2 separate regions of the Homo sapiens genome follow, and region 2 is linked to region 1. Evidence: chromatin loops called from intact Hi-C (ENCODE). Cell type or tissue: gastrocnemius medialis. All regions are shown on one strand.

The links. Hi-C counts contacts between places; a loop is a spot of excess contacts. Peaks named below come from ENCODE experiments on the same cell type or tissue, not always from the same donor. Only the 100,000 strongest peaks of a DNase experiment are listed, where the experiment ranks them.
Region 2: it touches region 1 in a loop (2.8-fold over the local background); 6 of 110 quality-filtered maps call a loop at or near these places.

What each region holds. Positions count from the first base shown.
Region 1 is chr16:17,262,223-17,270,222 of GRCh38, reverse strand. All of the region lies in intron 2 of XYLT1 (xylosyltransferase 1), which reads left to right. Among named protein-coding and RNA genes, the nearest start is that of XYLT1, 200 kb to the left of the region's middle. RefSeq lists an enhancer at 3,034-3,905. In gastrocnemius medialis, no CTCF peak of the experiment used is centred here; a DNase peak (open chromatin) is centred at 3,452.
Region 2 is chr16:17,341,872-17,349,871 of GRCh38, reverse strand. All of the region lies in intron 2 of XYLT1 (xylosyltransferase 1), which reads left to right. Among named protein-coding and RNA genes, the nearest start is that of XYLT1, 130 kb to the left of the region's middle. RefSeq lists enhancers at 2,203-2,292, 3,761-4,262. In gastrocnemius medialis, no CTCF peak of the experiment used is centred here; DNase peaks (open chromatin) are centred at 4,651 and 6,001.

The DNA of each region.
Region 1 (8,000 bases):
AGGGCACATTTAATCAGTAATGCCTGTTGCAATAGGAAAAGCATCCAGCATGGAACTGAACTCAACTTGGATTTGTTCAGAGGTGACTGGGTGTTTTAAAGAGAGAAGGAAGCAGAGTGCGGTGGCCCACGCCTGTAATCCCAGCACTTTGGGAGGCCAAGGCAGGTGGATCACGAGGTCAGGAGTTCGAGACCAGCCTGACCAACATGGTGAAATCCCATCTCTACTAAAAATACAAAAAAAATTAGCTGGGCATTGTGGCACACGCCTGTAATTCCAGCTACTCAGGAGGCTGAGGCAGGAGAATTGCTTGAACCCGGGAGGCGGAGGTTGCACTGAGCAGAGATCATGCCATTGCACTCCAGCCTAGGCAACAGAGGGAGACTCCATCTCAAAATAATGATAATAATAATAATAATAATAATAATAAAGGGAGAAGGAGAGAGGTGGGAGGGAGGGAAGGGAGATGAGCTCAGTGGACTCAGGGAAGTGAAGAATTACCAAAAGCAGGAAGGGAGGGTTGGTCTATGTGTGACTCAAATGGGTTTGCTAACTGCTGTTTATGAAGTGTGGCTCCTGCTCTCTTACAGAGGCTGGGAGATGATGCCCTGTCTAGAGGTGTTAGCTGGAACAAACAGTAAATTATTTTGGCAGCCTTGAGTTTTCTAAAGCAGTCACTTTAAGCAGGAGCTGGGGTCATCCCAGGGATGTTGCCTTGAGCTGTGAGAAACTATGTTAGTGTTTCAGGCCAGGCGTGGTAGCTCACGCTTGTAATCTCAGCACTTTAGGAAGCCAAGGATTGCCTGAGCCTAGGAGTTTGAGACCAGCCTAGGCAACATAGCAAGGTCCTGTCTCTACAAAAAATTTAAAAAGCTGGGTATAGTGGTGAAAGCCTGTGTAGTCCCAGCTACTCAGGAGGCTGAGGCAGGAGGATCGCTTGAGGTCAGGAGGTTGAGGCTGCAGTGAGTCGTGATCATACCACTGTACTCCAGCCTGGGGAACAAAATGAGACCCTGTCTCAAAAAATAAATAAATAAAAAAGAAAGAAAGAAAGAAAAAGAAAAACAACGTTAGCATTTCATTCAAGTCTTTATAGGTAAAGCTGAGAGGCCCAGTAGAAAAAGGGGGCAGAGGAGGCTGACTAGAGTTTGATCAAGGACTAACTCTTGACAGCAGGTCATTCTTCCTCCCTGAGGATGATTCAGGACTTGAGGGGCCTGGGTTCCTCTCTCTATAGGAAAGTATTTATCGGCTGGGCGCAGTGGCTCACGCCTGTAATTCCAGCACTTTGGGAGGCCAAGGCAGGCAGATCACCTGAAGTCAGGAGTTTGAGACCAGCCTGGCCAACATGGTGAAACCCTGTCTATACTAAAAATACAAAAATTAGTCGGGCATGGTGGCGGGCACCTGTAATCCGTGCTACTTGGGAAGCTGAGACAAGAGAATCGCTTGAACCCGGGAAGCGGAGGTTGCGGTGAGCCGAGATTGCACCACTGTACTCCAGCCTGGGCAACAAAGAGCGAAACTCCGTCTCAGAAAAAAAAAAAAAAAAAAAGTATTTATCACTCAACTTCGATTTCTATCTGTTCTGTGTGTGTGTATTGTGTATGGAAGTAAAATACAAATCAAAAGGCTTGGCATGTAGCAAAACAGCCTACATAAAAGAATCCTAAACTTTTAATTTTAATAATCAGTAAATATTTCTGATTGTACTTATGTATTATGTCAGTAGTTCTCAAACTTGGTCTCAGGATTGCTGTATAGTCTCAAACATTATTGAGGAACACCAAAGAGCTTTGGCTTAGGTAGGTGCTATCAATTACTTCCTATATAGTAATATTTAAACTAAGGCATTCTTAAAATGTTTATTAATTCACTTAAAAACAGTCATAATAACCTATTACTTGTGTATATAAAATATATTTATGAAAAGTATGCATATTTTTCCCCAACGAAAACAAATTTAGGAAGAAGGGAGGCACTGTTTTACATTTTTTGCAAATCTCTGTAACACCTGGCTTAATAGAAGATAGCTAGATTCTCACATTTGCTTCTGATTTCTGATGCAGTATGACGTGCAGTGGAGTTTCTGGAAAACTCCACTGTACACTCATGAGAGAGTAAGCGAGAAAGGAAAATAATGTCTTTATATTATCGTGAAAATAGTTTGTCATTAAAGATCCCCTGAGAAGGCCTCAGGGACCCCCAACAGTTCCCAGACCACACTTTAAGAACCACTTTAAGTCACCATTGCAATCATTAATTCTATTTTAATAAATTATACCTAATATTTATTAAGTTCTAGGTATTAAGTGTTTTAAATTCATTGACTCTTAATTCTCATAACAGCCTCATTAGATTGGGTACTCATTATTGTCCCCATTTTACAGAGAAGGAAACTGAGGCAGACAAAGTTAGGCACTGTGCCCTGGGCCACACAGTGAGCAAAGGCCAGGGTCCAGATTTCAACCCACTGTGCCTCAACACTCTGCCTTTCCAAAAAGTCTCAGTCTTGGCCGGGCGTGGTGGCTCACGCCTGTAATCCCAGCACTTTGGGAGGCTGAGGCGGGCGGATCATGAGGTCAGGAGATTGAGACCATCCTGGCTAACATGGTGAAACCCCGTCTCTACTAAAAAATACAAAAAATATTAGCCGGGCTTGGTGGCGGGCGCCTGTAGTCCCAGCTACTCGGGAGGCTGAGGCAGGAGAATGGCGTGAACCCGGGAGGCGGAGCTTGCGATGAGCGTGATCGCACCACTGCACTCCAGCCTGGGCGACAGAGCGAGACTCCGTCTCAAACAAACAAACAAAAGACTCAGACTTGCTCATCAAGTGACAAGGCGCTAGCTTAAAATATCATCCTGCTGCCACTTGAGTGCTTAACATGTATCAAGCCTCTCACCCAATGTTGTTTTGTTAAATAGAATTATATGTGCATGACATATTAGTTAATCCCCACCTTACATTTGCAAAGTAGGTCTTCTTACCCCCTTCTTTTGTAGATGAGAAAAATGAGGCTCTGAGAGGTTAAACCTCTTGCCCTCCGTCTCAGAGTTAAGGAGCAGAGACTGGATTCCAACCCAGCCCTATCAGTCTCACTCCTTCCTGCCTCACCCTGTGCTGTTTTGCATCCCATTAACATGATGCTACATTGCAAAGGGCTTTTTACTTAGGGTTCTGTTAAAGCAGGGCCTGCCTGCGTCCAGCGTGGTCCACGGGTTTCTAAGTGCTGGCCAGCCACCTTTTGTGCATGCAGATGAGCTGGACGAGGGGCCTCTGTTAGGTCTATTTGCATTGGCAGCCTGGGTAATTGCATGTTCTAATTGGTACAGCCACACACACTGTGCTTCCACCGTTCGCCTACCCTGGCACGGAGGTCCTTTTGGAAGCAGGTGCAGGCCTCTCCCTGTTTGTCCCTCCCAGTGGCCTTGGTAGCCTTGGTGATTGGAACGAAGCCTCGGACACTGAGTTCAACACCAAATAACTACCCAGCCGGCTGTGCGTGCACATGGCACAAAAGGAAGCCGTAAACTGATCACGATGAGCGGGTGGGCCAGGCGCCCTCATGTGTGAGCAGTGCACCTGGCTGGGGTTTCCCTTTGGCCCTGTCCCTATTCCTAATAGCTGCGGAGAGGCAGTGGGGTATTGAAAGGCATGACCTCCAGACCTAGACAGCCTGGGTTCAAATCCTGGCTCCTCTGTTTCCTAGGTGTGTGGACTTAGTCATTTAACCTCCCTGAACCTTAATGTTCCAATCTGAAAAATGGGTAGAAAATATAGCGTCTTCTTTATCAGCTCATCATGGAGATTAAATGAGTTAGTACATGCAACAGGCTTGGAACGGAACCTAAGACATACGTGTTTCTTAAGCACTTTGGACGTGTCAGGCACTATCTTCTATGCTTGATCGATTCAGTCCCTGGGAAGTAGGTGCCATCTTCGGCTCTCTGGGATGGATGAGGAAACTGAGGCAAAGAGAGGCGAAATGTTCTGTCCCAGCTTGAAGAACCCCAGCAAATGGAGAAGGGAGGAATCAAACTCACTTCTTCCTGAGTCCAGACCTCTGAATCTCAGTGTGCTGCTATAGACGATAATAGAGGGATAGGGCTGCAGACGGGATGCGCTTTGAAGCTTCCATTTTGTCCTCAGTTCCTGGTCTCTTAAGGTCCATCGAATTGTTTTAATGAGCTGAAGTGGCAGAATTTTGTTCATTGAATATATTGATTAATAACTAACTCAGAATGGTTAGTAACACACATTCGGGACACATCATTTTACAGATAAGAAAATTGGACATCAGCTAATGCAATACTAGTACCCAGGTCTTCTCCTACATAAACAATAAGAGCAAAGGTGGATAGTTTAAAAATCACGGCAACCCACCCCCACCCCTCAGAAATGGGAGCAAGGGGCCAGGATTCAGTAGACTAAGTATTGATTCATCCTGAACCAAGAGAACCTGGGAAAAATGGAAACAGACCCACGTGTCTTTGCAGCAGCAGCGTGGGTCAGGTAACCTGCTTCTCGGAGCCATATTATGTTTAGCATATTTCTACCTGATTGAAATTGACTCTAAACATGCCCAAGGTTGAATGGGAATGGAGGACATTATTGCATTTAATTATTTCTCCAGAATAAAAATGGATTCTAGCAGCAGCTTAGAGGTAAGGCAACAGCAGAGCAATTAGAGTTTTGGAGCTTGCACACAAACATTTGAATGTGCAATCATTGTAATAAGTACATTAAAATAAAGTAAGTCAAAGGGTTGCATTAGCATAAATAACTCAAGGTGAGAGAGTTGGATTGATGAAGAGTAGAGAAGATGATGCCAGTTGATCACAATTGCGAAATAATAACCCATCTGTCCTCTAGGCAGAGACTGTCAGGGGAGAGAGAGTGTTAATTGGTAGAGTTCCCCAGTCTGGTTTACTGCTCATTCTTCTTCCAGCTTTGTGTGGTGGGCATATTCTAGTAGTTTTACATACACTCTTCCTCACTGAATTACCCAAGAGGTGAGGTGTTGTTTGTTTGTTTTGAGACAGAGTCTCACTCTGTCACCCAGGCTGCAGTGCAGGGCACGATCTTGGCTCACTGCAACCTCCATCTCCTGGGTTCAAGCGATTCTCCTGCCTCAGCCTCCTGAGTAGCTGGGACTACAGGTGCGTGCCACCACGCCCAGCTAATTTTTTGTATTTTTAGTAGAGACGGGGTTTCACAGTGTTAGCCAGGATGGTCTCGATCTCCGGACTTCATGATCCGACCGCCTCAGCCTCCCAAAGTGCTGGGATTACAGGTGTGAGCCACTGTGCCCGGCCTGAGATGGATATTATTATCATCCCCATGGATACCAAGGTGTTATCATCCCAATGTTTTAAATGAGGAAACTGAGACACAGAGAGTTTGAATCACTTCATTACTAGCAGTGTAGCCTCGGTCAAGTTATTTAACCTCTCTCTATGTTAGTTTCCTCCTCTTAAGGAGTACTAATACTGTCTGTTTTGGTGAGTTTTCAAGAAGATTCAAAGGACACAGAGCATGGGCCACTTGGGTGCTGGGCATATGATGGTTATTTTTTATGGGTCTGCCTGGAGACCTCCCAAGATTGGTTTTGTGAAGGGAAGGGATCCTGGGTTTGGCTTTCTGGATCTTGAGTCTCCACAGAAAGGACAGAAAAGCCAAAATCTGTTTGCCCCTTGGCAGTCAGATGAAGAGTTAGGGGGAACATGAAGTGATATGTCATGTCCATCCTTGGATGGCTGGATAAAGAAAATGTGGCATATACACACAATGGATGTTAGCTTCAAAAAGAAGAAAATCCTGCAACATACAGCAACATGGATGAACTCTGAGGACATTATGCTAACTGAAAGAAACCAGTCACAGAAGGACAGATAGTACACGTGTTTATTCTGCTTCTATCAGCTATCGAAAATAGTCCGAATCCTAGAACCAGAGAGTGAAGTAGTAGTTGCCAGGAGTTGGGGGATTGGGGAGGAGCATGGGGAGTTGCTGATGGACAGGCATAACATCTCAATCATGCATGCACAATGAAGAAGCCATAGAGACCTGCTGTGCAGTACTATAGCCAACAATATAGTAGTACATGCAACAATATACAACAATTTGCTGTATGTTGCATATAGTACTATAGTGTTGACTATAGCTGCATAGTCAACAATAATACACACTTAAAAATTGGTTCAGAGGGTAGATCTCATGTTAAGTGTTATTATCATAGTAGTCCCAGCACTTTTGGAGGTTGATGTGGGTGGATCACCTGAGGTCAGGAGTTCGAGACCAGCCTGGCCAACATGGTGAAAACCCGTCTCTACTAAAAATACAAAAATTAGCCGGGCGTGGTAGCACACACCTGTAATCCCAGCTACTCAGGAGGCTGAGGCAGGAGAATCACTTGAACCTGGGAGGCGGAGGTTACAGTGAGCCAAGATGGCGCCGTTGCACTCCAGCCTAGGTGACAAGAGTGAAACTCCATCTCAAAAAAGAAAAGAAAAGAAAAAAATGAATTGAAGGGGGGAAGCCAGAGAGAACGCCGCAGTCACTATAGAAAATGACAGTGACTCTGAGGGACAGAAATTCTCAGGCCTCCAATTCTCGCTGACTGCGCCTCTCTCTGACTTTTCTGGAAGCGATCTAGTATCTGTGAGCCCTTTTGTTCCAGAAGACAAAATATTTTCCTTCCCTCTTATACTCAAATCTTTTGGGTTCCCATGGCAGCTGAGTAGCATCTGGGGCCAGGCAGAAGTTCACAGGGCCACCACAAGCTAATCATCGCCATTGTGGTGGCCTGTCTTGAGTAGAGAGCGGGTATTAATCATGAGTCCCATCAGAATCAATGGTGGTGCCTCTTCCTGATATTACACATTAGCCAGAGGAATTGGCCATTCTCTGATTGTCAGATTAGCTTCATTGGCCGTGGGGGGTGGAGGGAGATGATCGCAGTGTTTTCTGTCTGGTTTTGCTTGGCAAAGTTCAGCCAGAAAGTGATGGAGAACAGGAGCTTTTGAAATGGGGGTTTGTGGAGGTTTTCTGTTGTGTGGCGGGGAAACTTGCTGATAACAAGGAAAGAGAAGGGCCCCAGAATGACACTTAGGATATGTCTGAAGAGAGAAAACGAAGATGTCCATCAGGGCAGTAGCTCTTCTGGCTTACTCCCTGCCCTTTAGACATTTCTAGAAACTTCTAGAAAATGGGCTTAGGGACAGAATTTAAATTTATGTTCTTGGAGCATGGGAGTCGTCAATAGATGTTTCTGTCTGTTGGAGGGAGAAAAAAATTGGCTCCTGTACCTGACTCAGCTCAAAGGAAGAAAGGAGATCAGGTTAGCTCCTGGATTAATCGGGATGAGTTAGACCATGCTACAGTAACACAGATCCCCCAAATCTCAGTGACTCAAAGCAGCAGGGGTCAATTTCTGCACACTGAGGGTTGGTAGAGTCTCTACTCCACATGGGCCTCACTCAGGGATGCATGACCTCCACCAGCAGGAGTGTGGCTGGATATTGTGGTATCCAGGGAATGACACCTTATGGGTTCCAGTCACTGCTCTTGGCCATAGCATGTTTCCTGTCTGTGCCTAATATACAAGGGATAGGGACATACAATCCTAACACATCCCTAGAAGGAATGGAACAGAAATGATTTTTCATAGCTTTATTGAATGCCACCCCTGCCCCATCAGCTCCATCCCGACAGACGCTAATATGAGCAAAGATGGTGATACCCATTATTCCACTGCAGGGGAACTGAATGCTTCTTGATTTACTTCTCAGCAAAACACAAGAGGCGTGATACAATAGCAGATTTTAGAATCAGGCAGATGCAAGTTCGCTGCCTCCCCAACATGAATTTGTGCAAATTACTCGACATCCCCAACCTTATTTTCCACCCTTTTCTGTAAGGTGGGCGAACAGTAGTGCCTACGTTGGAAATTATTTCCAGGAGTTAAGTGAGGTACTGCATCCAAGGGCTTAGCATGGCA
Region 2 (8,000 bases), 80 kb before region 1:
TCAATAATGATTACATACACTGAATAGATGTTTCATTGAGATGGGAACTGTACATTGGACATGCATTCATAAATTTAGCACTTTTATGTAACATGAATTAAGCATTTATACTGCATGCGAGTCCCTCTTCTAAATTAAGTTCTTTACATGGATTTGCTCATTTGCATTTCACAACTATCTCTTATGGGAAGTATTACTGTCATCCCCGTTTTACAGATGAGAAACTGAGGCGCAAAGAGGTTAAGTTACTTGCCCAACAGGTAGCAAAGGCAGCAAGATTTGAACCTAGCAGTTTAGCTTTCATATATTGGGAAATAACCCTGGGAGTTACTAACCTTAACCCCATTTTACAGAGGAGCCTGCTAAAGCCAGAGAGACCAAGTTTCCTTTTAAAAGTTGTACGGTCAGTAGGTGATAGAATCTAAACTAGAGCCAGGTGACAAATGAAATCTGTCTCCTTCCCTGCTATGTTACAAGATAGGTAGAGATATCAATAAGATATAGAAGGAGATTAGAGATTAGATCTAGACAGATTTGACACAAAGAATTGACATAGAGATTTGATATCTATTTATTGATACAGAGATTTGATATGTATTAGATGTGGATATAGATTAGATCTTGCTTGCTATAGATCACTCACTTGGCAATCCAGAGCACATGGGCTTGGAAACATCTGTCCATACAGAGTGGATTCTAGGATGAGTAGCTGAAGCCCCAGGCTGTGGCACGGTTTGCCCTGCAGACGGTGAGCACAGCAGTGGCACCTTGAGGAGGCCATACTCACATTTCCCTTCCAGCACACGCATCTTCTCTCAGGGCACCCCCACCGCCATTGACTTCAAGCACTGAGGCAGAAGCCCGTGGTGCTGCCACTGAGCAACAAGGCAGTGTGGCTGGTTTTGCATTGACTTACGAGCCGGAGGCTCAGCGAGGAGGCATCACTAACATTTGGCATAAATAGCACACGCACCAAGATCTTTGAAGCTGAAGCGATCTTCTCCATGGGGTTTTGGGGCAGGGCTGTGCATACTGCGGAGCTTAAAAGAGAAGGTTTCGATGCTAGAATGTTCAGGCTGGGTTTGCAGGTTCTAGTTAATGGAATCATTCAATGAAGAAAATTGCTTTCACAAAAGATAGCAGCACGAGGGAGGTCCAGGTGTATGAGGGATGTAAAAATCCGTAGACAAGGCCCAAACTTGGGGAACGTGAGAGCTGGAGGGGTGATTGCATGTTTTCTATGTGCCTGGGATGTTGCTCAACACTTTATATGCGTGACCTCGTTTCCTCATAACAACATCCCTTGGCGAAGGTGCTCTCACACCCTTCCTTTGCAAGTGAAGACACTGAGGCATGGAGAGGCTCAGTCCCTGGTCCAAGACCACAGAGTTTGGGAGTGGCATTGAGAGGGCCCACACTTAGGCCTCCCTCTTCTGCAGTGCTGGCTGTGACTCCCATACCTTAGGGCCTGTTGGGTTCCATCTTTATACTTGACATGGAAGGAAACCAGGACCCAGAGCTGCTGAACAATTTGCCCAGTCGTTCAGCAGCTCAGTAGCAAACCAGGATTCCTCTGCTGCTCAGGGATAGTGGGAGGTGGAGGCTCAGCGTGGAAGATCCACAGCCCCGCACGCCCTCTTTGTGCCTCCTCCTGCTGTCTCCATGTTGGGTGTTAGCAAGATGAAACATGTTGGGTGTCTTCTTCCCCCGCAAGCCCCAGCCCCAGATCCACTCTCCACCCCTCTCCTTTCTTCTCTGGGCCTCCAGAGGCTAACCTTGATGGGTTTCATCAGCAAGGACTTTTCTTTGCTTTGGCCAAGTAGAGGAACTGGTAGGAGATAGGAAGGTGGGAAGAGATGAGATGAGGGTTTCCATGGGTTGGCTGTGTCTGTACCCCTAGCAAGGCCACAGCTGCTGTGGGGCTGCCCTCTCCCGTGGCTGCAGCTACTGTCTCCGTGGTCCAGGAACACCACTCCCTCCCCTTCAGGCCCCAGGGTGGTGACAGCTCCTGGCTGTGGCCAGCCCTGGTGCATAGCACCTCCCTTGTTAGTTTTCCTTATAAAGAATCTCTTTGTACAGTCTCTTCAGTTTGGAGAGTAACATCTCTTTCCTTCAGGGACCCTGACCGGGCCCCCGCCTCGCTGGCTCAGCACTGCCAATGGGACTTGCCATGGGGAGTCACTGTCATCTTGTGTCATGTTTTGATTAAAGGAGAGGGTCTTCCAGTGGAGGAGAGGTCCCAGAATGGAGACCATGGGACAGTGAAGCTCTTGAAACTGAATGCCCAACGGTGGATTGTACGAGCTCTTTTTTTAGAGAGAAGATCATAGCTGTCATTCTATTTGTGAAAACTGTCCCCCAAAACTGAGCCAAAAATAAACATTCTAAACAGTCTCATGCTAAATAAAGCACCAGAGAAGCCACATGTGTGAGAAGAGATGCCCCAGGCAGGGTCAGCTTGGAGTATTCTCATTCATTCATACTCCTCTGTCTGTCCCAAGTTGGTAAAGGCATTCTTCAGTGGGGAGGGACTAAGGCCTAGGGCATGGTGGGGTGGGGAGAGGCGGGGGACAGGCCTTCAGCTCCTTCCGGTAGCCCCCAGAGCAGACAGACAGACAGAGAAGACAGGTTATTTCTGCCTGCAAGCAAGGCCTTCACAAAATCACTTTTTCTTGGTTCTCGGTCACACCTCCAGGAAATGTTAACTGTCCTAGTATTTGAATCTAATTTCTTAGAAATGCCGCCACCTCTGGTTTGTACCTCTGAGAGCCAACAGGGAGGGCCAGCGCGTAGCTGCTTCTCCAGACCAGGTGGTCCTGCAGGAGGGAGTAGCAGTGGGGCTACCCCGGCTCCCCCCTCAATGTGATCTTCCCCGCTGCCTTCAACTGCCTTTCTGAAAAAGAGTATCTTATTAATAATAACCCCGTTCTCATTTTCTTCTGGGAACTGTAGCTCATTTTTTCCACTGAACAAAAGAGAACTGGGTGGAAAGCTGAAGTTAGCTGTGGTGCAGGTGCCAGATGGGTGGGGTCGAGGACAGAAATGCAGTTTTATTGTCCTGAGAAGGAAAAACCCAGCCAGCTCAATGCTAGAAGAAGGAACTTCCAGCTATAAAACGGGCTCAAAGAGAGTTCTTGGTCAGATGACCAGTCTCCACGTTCACTGGCCCAGTTAGAATCAGGCACCAGTTATGGGAGCAGGAGGTGACTTTCTCATTTCATGGCCCTGGACTCAAAGTTGTGCCATGGGCCTCCTCGTGGCCATCTCTGACCTGCACATGGGTTGCCTTTGGCCTCAGGAAGATTTTTAAATTTTTTAAATTTTTAGAGAGGGGAAGAGTGGGGTTGGAAGATTTTTGAAAAACTGATAGGTAAAACCACTCTGAGCTGCTGGATGTCCATGACTGGTGACCACCAGCTGCCCCTTTGCATGGGGCCTCGGGATGGGGTCACTGGTTCATAGAAGTCCCCACCTGGCCTGCTGCGTTCATTCACCTCAGTGACAGTCCCCTGGGTATTGTTTGTCCTGTCCCCTGCACACTCAGGACTCTGGATCCTCCTAGGGTCTCACCTGCAAAGTGGACAAGGGCAGTCTGGACCTGGTAACCCCAAGCAGCCCCTTGGGGAGGTGAGAACGGGCCTCGTGGGGGCAGGTCATGGTCTATGCAGCAGACCCCCTGGCTCACCACTTAGCTGCTGTGAGACCTTCCACACGCCAGCGATCCCTTTGTGCCTCAGTTTCTTTAAAAAATGGTCAGAGTAGGCCGGGCTCGGTGGCTCACGCCTGTAATCCCAGCACTTTGGGAGGCCAAGGCAGGTGGATCACCTGGGGTCAGGTGTTCAAGACCAGCCTGACCAACATGGCGAGACCCCGTCTTTACTAAAAATACAAAAATTAGCCACGTGTGGTGGCACACGCCTATAATCCCAGCTACTCGGGAGGCTGAGGCAGGAGAATCACTTGAACCCAGGAAATGGAGGTTGCAGTGAGCCGAGATCAAGCCACTGTACTCCACCATGGGTGACAGAGCGAGACTCTCTCTCAAAAATAATAATAATAAATAAAAACGGTTGAAGTAACAGCAGTAGCCACCTCCTAGACTTGTTGGGATGATCAGATGGGTTAACGTGCATTAAGCAACAGAACAGTGCCTGGCACCTAAGCACTTAGTATTACTTTCATAGTCCTACGTTTGAATCCCAACTCTTTCACTTGCTCAGTGCATCACCTTTGAGAAAGGCTTTTAGCTTCTGAGCTTCAGCTTCCCAACTAGTTAAAGCAGCCATGAGGACTGCTAAGAGGATAAGCTGGAGACACCCTCTTGTCACTTGTGAATGCAAGCTGCGTCACCCCCTGCCTTTTCTCTCTTGTGGAAGTAGCAGGCTTGGGGAGCAGAGGCTCTCCAGCCTCCGTGCCTCCATGCACTGCCTCCTGCATCCCTGTGCCACAGAGAGGGCAAAGACTTTGGCATTCTCTGCAGGGATTTGCTTTGTGCCTTCTCTGGAATGTTCCTCCTCCTCTGTTTAGGTAGCTGGTTTCCTCTTTACAGAGAGGGAAGCAGCACGAGTTGAAATACCAGGATGTTTTTGGCAGCCAAACTAGGTGCTTGTCTCAAGAGCAAGCTGGGACATTTTTTGCCTGCGTGCAGTTCAGAGATGAACTGTGTCGTCACCACATGAGTGAAGCCCAGAACTGCCTGGATGACGAGTGGTCAGAGTAGCAGAGGCTGAGACATCTTCTAAGGAAATAAAAACGGGCCAACAGCTGGCCCCTTGGGTCTCACCTCTGCCACCCACAGGCTGAGGAAGCTCCTTTTCTGGCCTGGGGTATGTTCAGACATGGCCAGGTAGTGGACTTGCCTGTGTTAGGCCGGGCGCAGTGGCTCACGCCTATGTATAATCCTAGAACTTTGGGAGGCTGAGGCAGGCAGATCACTTGAGGCCAGGAGTTTGAGACCAGCCTGGCCAACATGGTGAAACACCGTCTCTACTAAAAATATAAAAATTAGCCAAGCGTGGTGGCGCATGCTTGTAGTCCCAGCTACTCGGGAGGCTGAGGCAGGAGAATCACTTGAATCCGGAAGGCAGAGGTTGCAGTGAGCCAAGATCACCACACTGCACTCCAGCTTGGGTGACAGAGACCTGTCTCAAAAAAAAAAAAAGAATCCTTAGACAGTTGGCTGCGAAGACACATCTCAAAAGCCCCAAGGTGTACCAGATCTTATCAACCCCATTCTTTTGCCTCCAGCCTCACTACAGTGCTTAAGGGACTCCCTTCCCCAGGGCAACCTTGTTTACCCTGTGGACTGACTAACCTGGGGTCACTTGATCTGGGCACTACTGACATTTGGGACAGGATTATTCTTTTTTTTTTTTTTTTGAGATGGAGTCTCCTTCTGTCACCCAGGATGGAGTGCAATGGCGTGATCTCGGCTCACTGCAAGCTCCACCTCCCGGGTTCGTGCCATTCTCCTGCCTCAGCCTCCTGAGTAGCTGGGACTACAGGCGCCCGCCACCACGCCCGGCTAATTTTTTTTTTTTTTTTGTATTTTTTAGTAGAGACGGGGTTTCACCGTGTTAGCCAGGATGGTCTCAATCTCCTGACCTCGTGATCCGCCCGCCTTGGCCTCCCAAAGTGCTGGGATTACAGGCACCCGGCCTGGGACAGGATTATTCTTTGTTGTGAGGCTGTTCTCTGCATTGTAGAATGTTTAGCAGCATCTCTGGCATGTACACACTAGATTTTAATGACACTCCCTCCTCCAGTTGTCTCACAAATGTCTCTGGACATTGCCGAATATCTCTGGGGAGCAAAAGCACCCCTGAGCTGAAAACCACGGTCCTAACCAAGTATGGGTAGCAGAGAATGTGTAAAAATCAACACCCGTTGACTGTAATGAGACGGAGCTGGTGACGTTTAGGTGAAGTCTGCTGGTTGAACGCCTCCCTGTAAATGTCATTGGGCTTTAATTTTTTGCTTCCAAGTGACCTCATGTGACCTGGAGTTACAAACAAGATAGCATGTGCCAAGTGTTTCACTGTGGGTGTGATGAGGTACGGAAGAACGCTCTCTTGATTCCTCTTCTCATTTAAAAAGCCAAGCACACTGGGTATGGTGGCTCATGCCTGTAATGCCAACACTTTGGGAAGCCAAGGTGGAAGGATTGCCTGAGGCCAGGAGTTTGAGACTAGCCCGAACAATATAACAAGACCATCTCTACAAAAAAATAAAACATAATCTGCGTGTAGTGGCCCGTGCTTTTAGTCCCAGCTACTCGGGAGGCTGAGGTGGGAGGATCACTTGAGGCCAGGAGATGGAGGTTGCAGTGAGCTGTGATTGCGCTACTGCACTCCAGCCTGGGTGATAGAGCGAGATCCTGTCTCAAATTATTCTTTTTTTTCATTTTAAAACTAAAACGCCAGCACAACCTTGAGGCACAAAAGGATGTAGGGCCTCCAGCTCACATCTGGGGGATGGAGACCCCAAGCCCACCTATGCCTGAGTCGCTGTTGATGCAGCAGGCACTGGGTGCCGTGAAGCAAGAGGAGTTCGTGGCACAATCCCGGAGGCCTGTCCCCTGAAAGACCGCAGGGAGACGGTTTTCAGATCTGCAGTAGTTTGGCTGTCACAGGAGATTGTGGGTTTGCCTGACACCCGAAAATAGTCTGTGGCTTCAGGGGCTGACGTTGTAACATGTTCAACCCTTGCTGGCATTTACTCCCTGGACTCTGTGAAAGGGTCCTGTGTGCAGAGCAGCTGCCTGAGACAACCAGGCTGCTGTGTGCCATGTTGGCCGTGAGGTGTTTACGTGTTACTTTCTTGTTGGGTGTTCCACCCTGTTCTCTGCGGGCAGCTGTGACTGGAAACATGTTTTTTCAAAATTTATGTTTTGTTTTTATAAACATTTTTCTTTAGGGACTCGAAGTTTTTTTCTGGATTTGCTTTTCATCATCGCAATTATCAATAGCATATCATATTATCATGTGATAATATTGATCAGTGTATTCAATAAATATGTGTTGAGTGCCTACTACGTTCTGGATACTGTTTTAGGAGCTGGAGATACAACAGCCAACATGACAGAAATTCTTACTCTTCTGAGCACACATTCTATACAGGTAGTAAATGAGAAACGCATGTGTTTTTTTTTGAGACAGGGTCTCTCTCTGTTGCCCAGGCTGGAGTGCAATGGTGCGATCTCGGCTCACTGCAACCTCCGTCTCCCGGGTTCCAGCGATTCTCCTGCCTCAGCCTCCTGGGTAGCTGGGATTACAGGCACGCGCCACCTCGCCCAACTAATTTTTGTACTTTTAGTAGAGATGGGGTTTCACCATGTTGGCCCGGCTGGTCTCGAACTCCCAACCTCATGGGATCTGCCTGTCTCGGCCTCCCAAAGTGCTGGGATTACAGGCATGAGCCGCCACGCCCAACCGAGAAATGCATGTTGATATGTCATGTCAGATGGCGATGAGAGCATGGGAGAGCAAAGCAGGGGAGGACTGTGGGCTAGGTAAGGCCAGTTGGAGATAGGTTGCCCTTTTCCTTTGGTGGAGACAATTCCATGCAGCAGTGTTTGAGCAAAGATCTCAAAAGCATGAGTGGTGGAGCTCTGCAGAAAGAGGAAGGAACAGGAGCAGCCAGGGCAAAGGCCCTGAGATAGAATGTGGTTGGTGTGTTGGTTGCCAGCAGAGCCTGGTGTGGCTAGAACAGCATGAGTAAGGGAGAGAGGGGCGGTGGAGGTGAAGCTAGATCATTAGAACCTTGGGAAACTTAGAAGGGTCCTTGCTTCACTCCACACTGGGAAGTCTTCAGAGGATTTTAAACAGAGGAATGACATGGCCTTGCCTTGGAAAATGGGATTGGTGGCTGCCCTGCTGAAAATGTACTGTAATGGGTCAAGGGCAAGAACAGGGAGATGGGTGAGGGGGAAGGATGTTGTAATCTGTTAGGGGACATGCAGGGGTGGTTTGGACCAGAGTGTTAATAGTGAAAGCCAAAAG